3 separate regions of the Homo sapiens genome follow, and regions 2 and 3 are each linked to region 1. The links are chromatin contacts, found by Hi-C or POLR2A ChIA-PET in ENCODE. All regions are on one chromosome and are shown on one strand. The core of a region is the stretch at or near the end of the contact, and the rest is flanking DNA. Distances in the headings are between cores, read along the strand shown. Region 1 holds the start of DONSON (DNA replication fork stabilization factor DONSON). Region 2 holds the start of IFNAR1 (interferon alpha and beta receptor subunit 1). Region 3 holds the start of MRPS6 (mitochondrial ribosomal protein S6).

What was found. Hi-C counts contacts between places; a loop is a spot of excess contacts on that map. ChIA-PET counts read pairs that join two places held with the same protein, here RNA polymerase II (POLR2A). Pooled maps may share reads with other maps.
Region 2: a loop to region 1 is called in a map of gastrocnemius medialis, with 15 times the contacts of the local background. The contact joins the promoter of IFNAR1 here to the promoter of DONSON in region 1. A Hi-C loop is called at or near these places in 1 of 168 maps with a recorded cell type or tissue (gastrocnemius medialis), 3 of 37 single-sample maps with no recorded cell type and 11 of 50 pooled maps. POLR2A ChIA-PET finds 5 or more read pairs at or near these places in 6 of 52 experiments (A673, H1, HEK293 and 3 more).
Region 3: a loop to region 1 is called in a pooled map, with 8 times the contacts of the local background. The contact joins the promoter of MRPS6 here to the promoter of DONSON in region 1. A Hi-C loop is called at or near these places in 7 of 50 pooled maps. POLR2A ChIA-PET finds 5 or more read pairs at or near these places in 2 of 52 experiments (GM10248 and GM12878).

What each region holds. Positions count from the first base shown.
Region 1 is chr21:33,587,033-33,591,181 of GRCh38, reverse strand. DONSON (DNA replication fork stabilization factor DONSON) reads left to right here and starts at 2,498. Exons shown (of 10, transcript NM_017613.4): 1 at 2,498-2,861; 2 at 3,580-3,660. The coding sequence starts at 2,541. It overlaps CRYZL1 (crystallin zeta like 1), which reads left to right. Exons shown (of 13, transcript NM_145858.3): 12 at 1-20; 13 at 1,261-1,841. The coding sequence ends at 1,360. RefSeq lists an enhancer at 2,310-2,809 and a silencer at 2,268-2,957.
Region 2 is chr21:33,323,044-33,327,299 of GRCh38, reverse strand. IFNAR1 (interferon alpha and beta receptor subunit 1) reads right to left here and starts at 2,330. Exons shown (of 11, transcript NM_000629.3): 1 at 2,169-2,330. The coding sequence starts at 2,244. RefSeq lists cis regulatory regions at 2,341, 2,398-2,407, 2,898, enhancers at 1,502-2,403, 2,637-2,686, 2,907-3,116, 2,404-3,306 and promoters at 2,319-2,989, 2,343-3,626.
Region 3 is chr21:34,071,726-34,075,754 of GRCh38, reverse strand. MRPS6 (mitochondrial ribosomal protein S6) reads right to left here and starts at 2,177. Exons shown (of 3, transcript NM_032476.4): 1 at 2,010-2,177. The coding sequence starts at 2,054. It overlaps SLC5A3 (solute carrier family 5 member 3), which reads right to left and starts at 2,177. Exons shown (of 2, transcript NM_006933.7): 1 at 2,010-2,177. RefSeq lists silencers at 1,520-1,919, 2,210-2,729 and an enhancer at 1,316-2,266.

The DNA.
Region 1 (4,149 bases), core at 1,249-3,748:
TTATCAACTGGTGTTTTCAGGTACGCTAAAGTAACCAAATCATTGTTCTTGTTTGTTTTTCTATTTTCAGGGAGCTAAGGCAGGCAGTCCCACTTTTGTTTTAGCTCTCGCCATGTACCTGTTGCCTCCATATTTTATTATTAGGTTGGTGCAAACATAATTGTGGTTTTTGCCATTGAAAGTAATGGCAAAAACTGCATTTACTTTTGCACTGATCTTATATTTCGTTTAAATAGCTGCTCTTTAATATTTATCAAAGTGTATCTGGTGGTACACCAGTAGGTACTCGCAGAGATAGAAGTGGCTTGTGAGTTTTCCTCACTCCATTATGTAGTGTACCTCACCCTTTGCTTTTCCTCATCACCCCTCCCAAAGCAACTTGAAGTAACCAATAGCTTGAAGGAGAGAAAACCATGGTATATTTGTTTAAAGTTGAATATGTTTATCAGTTATAAAAGAGGGAGTAGGCCAGGCGTGGTGGCTCACGCCTGTAATCCCAGCACTTTGGGAGGCTGAAGTGGGTGAATCACCTGAGATCAGGAGTTCGAGACCAGCCTGGCCAACATGGCAAAACACTGTCTCTACTAAAAAATAGAAAAATTCGCTGAGCGTGGTGGCGAACGCCCATAATCCCAGCTACTGGGAGGCTGGGGCAGGAGAATTGCTTGAACCTGGGAGGTGAAGGTTGCAGTGAGCCGAGATCACACCATTGCACTCCAGCCTGGGCAACAAGAGAAACTCCGTCTCAGAAAAAAAGAGGGAGTAAATAAAGTAGATAATTTTTTTCCTTCAAAACTTAACCACTTTTAACATTGGAAACACTAATGGACGAATTTGTTTGAATTACTTAAAGTAATAGATTTGAGGCCGGGTGCAGTGGCTCATGCCTGTAATCCCAGCACTTTGGGAGGCTAAGGTGGGTGGATCACTTGAGGCTAGGAGTTCAAGACCAGCCTGGCCAACATGGTGAAACCCATCTCTACTAAAAATACAAAAATTAGCCAGGCTTGATGGTGCATGCCTGTAATCCCAGCTACTCAGGAGGCTGAAGTATGAGAATTGCTTGAACCCGGGAGCCGGAGGTTGCAGTGAGCTGAGATCGTGCCACTGCACTCCAGCCTGGATGAGAGAGCCAGACTCTGTCTCAAAAAATTAATTAATACACTAATAGATTTGAGCACTAGCATTTGTCATATACCACCCTGTTTGTTCTACTTATCTTTAACTAGACCTGACATTTCTAATTTCATTCCTTCTCAGACCTCAGTTGGATGAACCCATTCCACTGTATGAGGCAAAAGTTTCCATGGAAGCTGTTCAGAAAAATCAAGGAAGAAAAAAGCAAGTTGTTCAATTTTAATTTTCTTCTTTCTCAGACCTCAGTCGGATGAACATATTCCAGTATTTGAAGCCAGAATTTTCTTTGGAAATTGTTGAGAAAAACCAAGGAAGATAAAACAAGTTGCATTTTTAAGCACGTTTCTCTGCTAAGACAAGATGCTCAGTTGACACATTTGAAAAGTGTTTGAAAAATTCTTGTGCAAATGATCAAGATAATTCTATAATTAACATCTTAAGGGAATTTTTCTAAAAACCTTTTCATTGTTTCTATATATTTTGCCCCTGCTATAAAATTCCTTCCATGAAGAAAACTGCTGCTTTCAGCAAAAGTCACACTACTCTTGATAAAAGCTGTTGCAGGCCTTTGCTAAGCTATCAAAGTAACGTATTAATTTTGTATCAACTCCGTTCTCAACACCTTCCTTAAGTCTTTGCTGTCATAATTTAAGCATTTGAGTATATTTTGAAGTCTTAAAAGACTTAGCCCATAGGCACTTAAATTTTGTGTTTTCAACTATTCATTCACTCCGGCTTTCCCCAGGATCAAAGAAGATCCCATTAACTTGCCAGTGGCAGCTGCCTGGAAGTCTGAGATGACCAGGCACTGGGAACGGGGAAGGGAGGGATGTCGGTAGGCTGCGCTGGCATAGGAAGCGTGCTGACGTCTTATCTGAGTTCTCTGGGGGTTGAGGAAGGTGGCCTAGTCCCCTCTCCTCGCCTCTTGAGAGCAGTAGCCACTGCCCTCTCTTAAGTTTATGGAAGCAGCAGCCCATCGCCGCAGCTCAAGTTTGTTTCCTTTTCATCCAGGCGCCAAACCCCGGGCTGATCACATCCCTGCTGCGGGCTTAAATAGAGTTAAGCTATTTCGGTGCCCCACAGGGTAGTGCACATCAGCGCCCTGGATCGCATACTTTCCAGAAGCGTCGCTGAACCTGGCGACTGGACTCTGGCCGAGGACCTGGCAGAAGCGCCAGGGCAGGGTCACCGCTGGGACAGTGGGCGTTGACGGCCACCCGGGATCGCCGCTGCGGGCTGCGTCTCGCGGGCTGCCCACTGCGCATGCTCCGCTCGGAACCGGCGGGGGCGGAGGCGGGGCCGCGTCGGGGGCGGGAGCTCGGCGAGGCGCCACGTCAGGGGCGGGCCCGGCGCGCGCGGGAAGTCTCTGTAGGGCGGCCGGCTACCCTCAGCCGCCGCGCGTCATGGCCCTTTCGGTGCCCGGCTACTCACCGGGCTTCCGAAAGCCGCCCGAGGTAGTGCGGCTCCGACGGAAAAGGGCCCGGAGCCGTGGAGCTGCCGCCTCCCCGCCCCGTGAGCTGACGGAGCCGGCGGCCCGCCGAGCCGCCCTGGTGGCGGGGCTGCCTCTTCGCCCTTTCCCTGCTGCGGGGGGCAGAGGCGGTGGCAGCGGCGGCGGCCCGGCCGCTGCTCGGAGGAACCCCTTCGCCCGCCTGGACAACCGACCGCGGGTCGCCGCGGAGCCCCCCGACGGGCCGGCCCGCGAGCAGCCGGAGGCCCCGGTCCCGGTGAGTGTCTTGTAGCCTGGCCGCCAAGGGGCTCTTGTCTTTCGTGGGTTGAGCCAGCTGTGAATGGGGGATGGAAAGTCCTCGCGTTCGAGGCAAGGAAATGGGCGCGAAGACTTCGGCCGCCCGTGGCCTTAGGGTACCCCGCCCTGGGAGCCGCGATTCTGGCAAGGCCGGGTTTGTGGGAAGAGCGCTCCCCTGGCTACCCCGCTGCGGGCTGTGCTCACGGGACGCGTTCCCGAGGAAAGTGAGGGGGCCCCAGAGGGCAGCGAGGAGCCCCTTGGAGAGGACTTAGAGGTGACTTGGAAAAGAGCTCGAAAAACCCTGAGAGCCCCCATCTTGCAAGGACGCTGTTCGATGGGGCAGGTGACAAGCCCTGCTTCCCCCGTGATTTAGGGCCTCCCTTCTCTCACGCACTCCAAATTATTCTGGAGATGGGGGAATGTCGAGGATTCGTGGGGTCAGAATTCACTAGCATCTGTCTTACCCAAAGCCTTTTGGATCTTTCGGTTTGAAACGCCGGTCCCTGTTCCCCTCAATTTTGATACTAAAGTTCAGACACAAAACTGAAGTGTTGAAACTCATAGATTGGATGGGGTGCCTCTGAATTTAGGTGTACTTGCGTTTATTGAGAAACATGTATGCCAGGTGAGGCTCTGTACATATTTAACGCAAACTTCAGCATCCTTTAAATTTTAAAGGAGAATATATTTAACCTCAGTTTTTAGATTCTAATCAAGAAAATGATTTGCTATGGGAAGAGAAGTTTCCTGAAAGAACAACTGTTACTGAATTACCTCAGGTAATACTTTTTAAATATCATTAGAATGTGTATTTGTATAAACTTTTTTTTCATAGGATTTGAGCCTATTTTTAAAAATACATTTATACTTCTCAGAAGCATTTTGCTTGGAAAGTAGTTTTACAGAGAGGCTTGATCATCTCAACCAGGGATGAAAATACCGCATCAGCCAAGGTAAAGGAGTTGGTTTGATACAGTAATGATGACTGTAAAGATAGCCAGCGCTAAAATAGGCCTGATAGACGTGGGGGTTTTCTTTTACTCTCTAACAGTTTTTACCACTCTTCTTTGGGCAGTTGACTTCTCCAGTTCATCACTCAGAGCCAGCCCTCCTGGCCCACCTCCACAGGTTGTGGCATAGCACTGAACCTCGTTGCTCCTCTCCCCTAACACACACACGTTTCCATTCCCCAACTACTACCATTGTGCTGTGTAGTTTGATAAATGCGGTTTGTCCTAATGGGAACAGGCTAGAAGAGTTCTCCAAGA
Region 2 (4,256 bases), core at 1,081-3,580, 260 kb after region 1:
CGCTAACCTAATTTTAAATTAATTTCTTAATGCACACCCTCCTGGAATGTCAATTTTATATGAAAATTCTGGGAAAGCTTTTTTCACATCAAACCAAACATGAGTTTAATGCAAGTTTTTCATAAACAAAAGACTTCAAAGAAATTACTATGGGATGCACCAGGACCCTAGTACCCACATCCTAGGAAAAGTATACTACATATTTGTGGAAAAGTTTGAGAAATAGGATATCATGTACCACACAGGTATATGGTTTCCTAAGCCAACAGGTAAAGTATTTTGAACTCACTTGCAGGCTCACAGACCACCTGGACTCCTGCACTGGGATGCTAGCCCTGATTCTCTTTGGGTACCCCTCCTCACTACAAAATTACCTCTCACTCTCTATCAACCTTGTAATAGTTGCCATTCCCCCATGCATCCCAAGTAAGTATGAAGAATTTCAGCAAATTAGCCTGGTGACGCCCTGCCTTTGTATTTTTCTTTTATTATTTTTGTAAAAGAAAAAAAAAAATCTCAGGACCTCTCCCAACTTTCTTACGCAAAAGGGAAGTTAGTTAAGCCCAGAGGCCAAGTGACTGCAACACCCTCTTCCAAACGAATGGCTGTTACTAGCATTATGCTTCAGCCAAATCCCCAAGGAAGGATAAAAAGACTCAGCCATCTGCGAAGGGCTACCCTGACAGATCATTCATAAGTCAATTCTTTGCTGGTCTCCCATAAACAAGGGGATGCCAACTGTAACTTCAGGTCTACAACCTAAGTCTAGTTCCTAAAACTAAAGTCTAAAACATAAATAGATCGGGCGTGGTGGCTCACACCTGTAATCCCAGCACTTTGGGAGGCTGAAGTGGATTGTTTGAGGTCAGGAGTTCGAGACCAGCCTGGCCAACATGGCAAAACCCCATCTCTACTAGAAATACAAAAAATAGCCGGATGTGGTGGCGTGCACCTGTAATTCCAGCTACTCAAGAGGCTGAGGCAGGAGAATCGCCTGAACCTGGGAGGCAGAGGTTGCAGTGAGCTGAGATCACGCCTCTGCACACCAGCCTGGGCAACAGGCTGTCTCAAAAAAAAAAAAAAAAAAGTATAAATAAAAATGTCTTCCCATATTTTGGACAGTTTTCTTAGTCTTGGGTCCTAGAATTGCATTTACTAGTTTAAAAAGTATGACTATTTTTATGACTTCTGAAAGACTGAGCAACATTACAATCTCATTGAGATAACATTTCATTGAGTTTTGAACATGATTATTTCTTTGGGAAAAAAGTAGGTAGTTAAGTAAACCAAAAATAAAATTCTAAGCCCCCCAACAATGTGAATGGACCTCTCCTCTCAACAAATGGCATTCCAAAGTTAATCTGAAAAACTAGTTCAGGCCTTCCACACTGACCATGTCAATTACAAGCTTATCTTCTCAGGTGCAAAACAAAGTCAAGACTCCATCTACCCAGAGGCATCTGCATAACTGACTCCCTTTACTCTCTTTTTCTCTTCAAGACACTCATGGTATCTTAAAATACAGATTTCTTGGGCACTAACTAAATTCTCACAGAACTATTTGCCTTACTGCCTTCCTGCCCCACCTCCTGAAAACCTCTGGAAAACCAGTCACAGACGTGTTTGTGGCTCACGTTTTTCCCGGATGCGCCCTGAAGCAGGCTTAGTAAACCTCGAGAACTGACAATTATGCTTCAGTCACTCCGACTGTCATTTTTTATTGGCCTGTATGAATCCTGAGGGCAGAGAAATCCTGGCCACACTTAGCTCACTCCCCCGTGGGACTGGGCGCCTATTCACCAGATTGAGGAAATGCATTTCGGGAAATGTTTTGTTTATTATCAAACAGACCAGCGGAGCCGCGGTACTTTCCCGGAAAGAATCAAACTCGACACAAAGCTCTGGCACCGCCATTTCACGGGGGTGGGACCCGGGCGCTCCCGAGGACCCGTACACGGCCACAGGCAAGCGGCAAGAGAGGACCCAGAACACCACTTTCTCCTGGTTGATTTGCGAGCCCAGGTCGGGTTTAATCTTTGGCGCGGCAAAGTGGACCGAAGGTTTCCCAGACTGGGCGTCTGTCGCCCCCAACAGCATCGCCGCCCCCGTAGCCCAGCTGCGTGCCCTACCTCCCGCCCTGCGCCAAGACTCTCCTCCCCGCCTCTCACCTGCGGCTGCGGACAACACCCATGGCGCCACGGCGACGAGCACTAGGGTCGTCGCGCCCAGGAGGACGACCATCATCTGGGAGCCGCCGCAGATCCCACCAGTTACATGTTCGCGCACGCGCAGCTCCTCTCAGCCGCCATCGCCCCGTCCTAAGTCACACCGCCCCTCTGCACACGCGCTGCCCCTCTTAGCTCTCACCGCCCCTCTACGCACGCGCCGCCTCTTCTGACACACACACCGCCCCTCCGCGCACGCGCCGTTCCTCCACGCACGCGCCTTTCCTCCTAGCTAGCACCCCTTCTCCAAGCTCCCATTGCCCCATCCTAATTGCAGCACCCCTGTGCGCGCGCGCCTTAGAAATCGCAGGCCTCCTGCATTCTCTTCTTCCTCACTCTTTCCGGCCTATGGCCGGTCTGGAGCACTTCACCATCGCATTCCAGGACGACTCCCCCTCACAGGAGGCCTTGACCTTCACAGGATCGCGGCACACACCTGCGCAGACCCAGCGACTTTGGAGTTCCCGCGTCTCTTCCCCATGTCTGCAGTCGGAGGGCGCGGGTGGGCTCCTGGTCGCGGCCCGGCGCTCTTCGTCCTCGCCCTTCTCCGCCCGGGGCGCTTGCTGACCCTAGAGTCTTGGACAGTGGCGTTGGGAGTCCCCAGCGGCCTGGGAACCAGATGAGGCTGGAAGGAGGAAGTGGCTGAGCGACCAGACCGTTGCTGTGTGCAGAGCGAGAGCGGGGCAGAGGCGGTCGAGCGCTCGTTTTCCGGGCGACTTGGCTGAGGGGCGAGATGGTCCCTTGGAGAGAACAGCCACGGGCCCTGGGCCGAGGGGCTCCAAACAGCAGTCGCTAGGCTGTTTTGGTCGTCGGGCTTTATCAGTAAACAATTCGAGCCCATGGTTCGAATGATTATTTAATTAAATTCCTCAGTAATAGATCCAGTGCATTGTGAAAATATGCGAAATAAAATTTAAATGATGAGATAAAATAAGGAATCAAATACTTCGTTGTTATAACAACCAAGCAATTAATTAGCAATTACATAATTAAATGAATGTTTGTAAAGAACAATGCAATGGAATATATATGTATTCCATCTATATATTCCATCTCTATATTCCATCTATATATTCCATCTCTATATCCCATCACTATATTCCATCTCTATATCCCATCTCTATATTCCATCTCTATATCCCATCTCTATATTCCATCTCTATATCCCATCTCTATATCCCATCTCTATATTCCATCTCTATATTCCATATCTATTCCATCTCTATATTCCATATCTATTCCATCTCTATATTCCATATCTATTCCATCTCTATATCCCATCTCTATATTCCATCACTATATCCCATCTCTATATCCCATCTCTATATCCCATCTCTATATCCCATCTCTATATCCCATCTCTATATCCCATCTCTATATTCCATCTCTATATTCCATCTCTATTCCATCTCTATATTCCATATCTATTCCATCTCTATATTCCATATCTATTCCATCTCTATATTCCATCTCTATATTCCATCTCTATATGCCATCTCTATATGCCATATATATTCCATCTCTATATGCCATATATATTCCATCTCTATATGCCATATATATTCCATCTCTATATTCCATCTCTATATGCCATCTCTATATGCCATCTCTATATGCCATCTCTATATGCCATCTCTATATGCCATCTCTATATGCCATCTCTATATGCCATCTCTATATGCCATATATATATGCCATCTCTATAGCCATATATATATGCCATATATATATGCCATATATATATGCCATATATATATGCCATATATATATGCCATATATATATATGCCATATATATATGCCATATATATATATGCCATATATATATGCCATATATATATATGCCATATATATATGCCATATATATATATGCCATATATATATGCCATATATATATATGCCATATATATATGCCATATATATATATGCCATATATATATATGCCATGTATATATGCCATATATATATATTCCATGTATATATGCCATATATATATATTCCATGTATATATTCCATATATATATATTCCATGT
Region 3 (4,029 bases), core at 928-3,427, 480 kb before region 1:
TTTACAAGCTACAGATAGGTTTTTGAACAAATAACTGAGAAGCTATTGTTTAATATTACTTTATTTAGGTCAAGGATCTCCTCAACATAACTTCGCCATTGTACATAAGTCACCACTGTTACAACCTTCTATCTACTGCCATGGGGCCTCTTTCTCCAAGAGGCAGTTCACCTTTATTATCTACTTTCTAGGGCTTTTTTTCTTTTTTTTGCCCCCCTTCCCTCATGCGAAGATTTCAAGGAAGGTTATTTATTATTTTAACCAAATTACGCTCTGTTGATCTGAACTAGAGTGAAAAATGGGTGCTCCACATCCAAAGGCTATGTTATTACAGGACATAAAAAAAAATGGTAAAAGAAATACACTTAATACTTGCAGCCATGTTAACCAAGATACTTGGCAACTATGGCAAAAACAAAGGGGAGGGCAAGTCTTCATTTCAAAGGTTTCAAAGGGTTACAGAATGAGCAAATATTATTGCCTACAGGTTGCCTCTTTCAGTGTCACCTGCTACCTCCCCAAGACAAGGAAAGTAAACAAAAGGAATTTCAGTAACGAATTTCCCAGGTTCCACATTCCCTAAAACACGTAAGTTGAAGGGAGGGCTTAAACAACTTCCACCTAATTAAAAATCTTCCCTTTTAATAATGCTTTGTTTTCACTGCTCCTATCCTTTCGGAGTTACATATGCTGGTAAGCAAGGAGGAGGGCCAAAAGGGATATTCAAGAGGCTGAACAGATACTATCTTAACTTCTTCCAAATCCATGAAGAACAAGCTGGGGGACACAATGGCATGCCTGGCCAGGCTGTCTGGACCTCATAGAGAGGCACTGGCGTCCCTTCCCAGTTAACAATATGCAAAGCACACTTCCTAACAATCTCCCGACGCTCCGTGATTGTTAGTTTATCAATTGAGCTTAAGTTCAACCAAACTTGGTAATACTCCTCGCAATTGACCTGGAGCCTAATTTCAAACGTAAAAATGCGTCCACTCCTCTAGCGCTGTAGGAAGCTGTGCTTACAAAGTTCGGACGTGGTACAATGATTTTTGTTTTATTACACCTGGTGGAGAAAAAAAAACATAACACCAAACTACGTTACCGAATTCCGAATTCACGGGAGAATGGGGATTTCGGCGACGACTTGAGGAGTACATGACCCAGGACAGAGGACGAAGTGAGCTGCCTCCGGGCCGCGGGCCCCTGTCCTTGGCCACGCCGTCACCTGAAAGGGGCCGCTGGTTCGCTTAGCATCCCTCCAAACCTGAAATCCCCTACCTCAAGATCAATCAAAAGCAGGGGGAAGAAAGTGTCTTCTGGAGGCGCAAGAAAGGCCACAACTTGGATGAATGAAACTGGGCTAAGGGCACCCGGAGCGGGATTTTCGCTGAAGTCAGAAAAAGAAAAGTCAAAAGATTTTTTTTTAACATGAGAGCGATTGCAAGAGACTGGAATACAGACAACGGCACAAACAAGCTTTGGAGGAACGCTTTATTGGGCGCGGACGTTCCGGGCGGCCGGCGGGCGCTAGAGCGGAGGCGGTCGGCGGCAGCCGGCGGGCGGCGGAGCGGGACGGACCAGGCGGCGGCGGCGGGGCCGGCGACGAGGCAGCTTCACGACTGGCGGGGACGGGCCGGAGTCGGGCTGGGCGCCCGCGCGTGTCCTCCCGCGGACCTTCCACTGGACTCCCGCGGGCCGGCGCCGGGATCGGGGTCGGGGCCCGCTCGGTCCGCCCCGCCCCCCGCCCGGCGGGCCGCTTGCGAGGCACACCCTCCCGGACCGCGCACACGCGCAGGCACACCCCCGCCTCCCGCGCGCACGCGGCCGGGCCCGGCCGGCCCACGCGCGCCCCCTTCCCGCGGACGCCCGCCGCCCGCCCGCCGCCCCGGCCTCCTCCGAGGAGTGCAGGAAGGCCCGGGGTCCCGCGGCCAGGGCGCGCGGGGGACGGCGGCCTAGCGGCAGCGGGGGCGCCCGCGCGGGAAGACCGGCTCTGAGGGAAGGTCACTTACCCGCTGCATGGCTTTCAGGATTAAAGCCAGCTCGTAGCGGGGCATGCCTGGAGGATCGGCGAGTGCGGCTCGGAAGCCAGCCGGTTCCCGGGACGCGAAGGGGCGGGACGGCGGGGACAGTGGGGACCTAGAAACTGCTGCGCCGGACGGCTCCCAGGCGGCGAAAGCACGGTCCGAGAGCGCGAGCCCGGGCTTAAAGGCGCTGGCAGCTGCGCAGACGCCGCGCCACGCCCCCTCGGCGCGCCCCGCCCCGCCCGCGCGCCTTGCCGCCGCCCCGCCCCCTCTCCGCCCGCGGGCGGCCGCCACGCCCCCTCCGCAGCCCCGCACCCGCCGCACCGCCCCCGCCCCGACCCCAGCCCAGCCCGCCGGCCGCGGCTAGGGGCGGTGCTGCAGACGCGGCCCAGAGCGGCTCGCGGCGGCCGCACGCCCCCTCGCGACCCTGCCTGCCCCTACCCCGCCTCCTGCCATGCCTGCTACCTAGCTCTCGAACCGGCTGGAACTTTCCATGCCTTCCTTCTCCTCCCGGGCGGCGGGCGAGTGAGTGCCCGCCAGTGCGCGTGCGCTGCGGTGCGGTCTCGTCCGTGCGCGTGCCCCTCGCCCGCGACTCCCCGGAGCTAGGGACCTTCGCGGCGCAAGGCGGGGTCGCGGCCGGCCCGGGGGCTGTGCGGCCAACGGCTGCTCGCAGGGGTTCTGGAACATTCCCGCCCGGGGTCGGTAGGGGGGTGCAGCTCTCGCCCCCAGCCACAACTCTCAGGTCTGACGCGGCTGACCAGGCCCCCTACCCGGCGAGGAGCGCGCTGGCACAGGCCGTGGGCCGCGGCGCGCGGGCTCGGGTCTGACTCAGTCCCTTGGCACTGCGTGACCTTGGGCCTGCTGCCTGTGCCGAAAGTGGGGACCCGAGTGAGTTACTGCACGTTAACCTCCGAGGACGGTGCCTGGTACACACAGGCGCGATACGGGCATTTGTGGTGTGCCCCTGACCTGCCCCCACGTGTTTCAGCGGAGGGCAGGCGAACACCTTAACTCTATCTCATTTCTTTAAATGTTTCCTCCGCTTTCACTTAAAGGCTAGGCTGAGTGCCTGGGAGACCCTTTAGCAACTGTCTAAGGTGGGCAGGGGCATACGTTCTGCCCTTGCCATCCCTTTACACCCACATGGTTCTCCGCCCTCCAGCCAGGGGCTCTGCAAGTGCAGTTTTCTCCAGCGCCCTTCCTTAGAGGTTGAGTACCCTGCAGCTGAGGCCTCTGCCCCTTGTTTGCCCCATTAAAAGCTCTGTACGTGGAGTGTTTGTCAACTTAAAGTGCTTTAACGTTAATAGGTAAAGTTTAGTGAACACTTACTCTGCATCAGGCCCCATGCCAAGGCTGGTGGATGTGTCTCCTAAAATTCTCACAACAGCCCTGAGGTGACAAAGATTCTTTGCTTGGCCAAACTTTAGTCAGGCTTCTGAATCTCATGCTAGGCCCATCTGTGCACTTCCTTGTAAAATCCAGTTCTAGCACAGAACCCCCATCCCCTCATAGCAGATCAGGTTCCTCATCTTCCTCTATCCCCCAGTCATGTCTTTTCACCCTGGCCTGAGTTCTACAAGAATCCTTTAGATCGGTTGAGCCAGAATCCCTCTTCCCCCGATGGTTACTCTTAGTGATTTTACATGGCCATAAATTTCTACTTGCCGACGCTGCATTCAGAATTGGAGCCCACTCTCTCTCCCCGGGTTTCCCTGATCCCTGTACCCATCGCGTTGGTCCTGAATAAAGTCTTTCTTACCATGCTTTAGTAAGCATCACTGAGTAATTTTTTTAAACAGAGGCAAGCACTGTTAACCCCATATTAGGGATTAGGAAATGTAGGCACAAAAAGTTTTGTAACTAGTCCAAGGTCATACAGTAATAGAAACAAAGTACTTTTAGCCGCCCCTCTACCCTTCTGACCTCCGGTTCTCCTACCACACAGATGAAGATGCTGATTGTTATTCAGTGGATTAACCGTGTAGTCCACGTAAGCCAAGATTAGAGT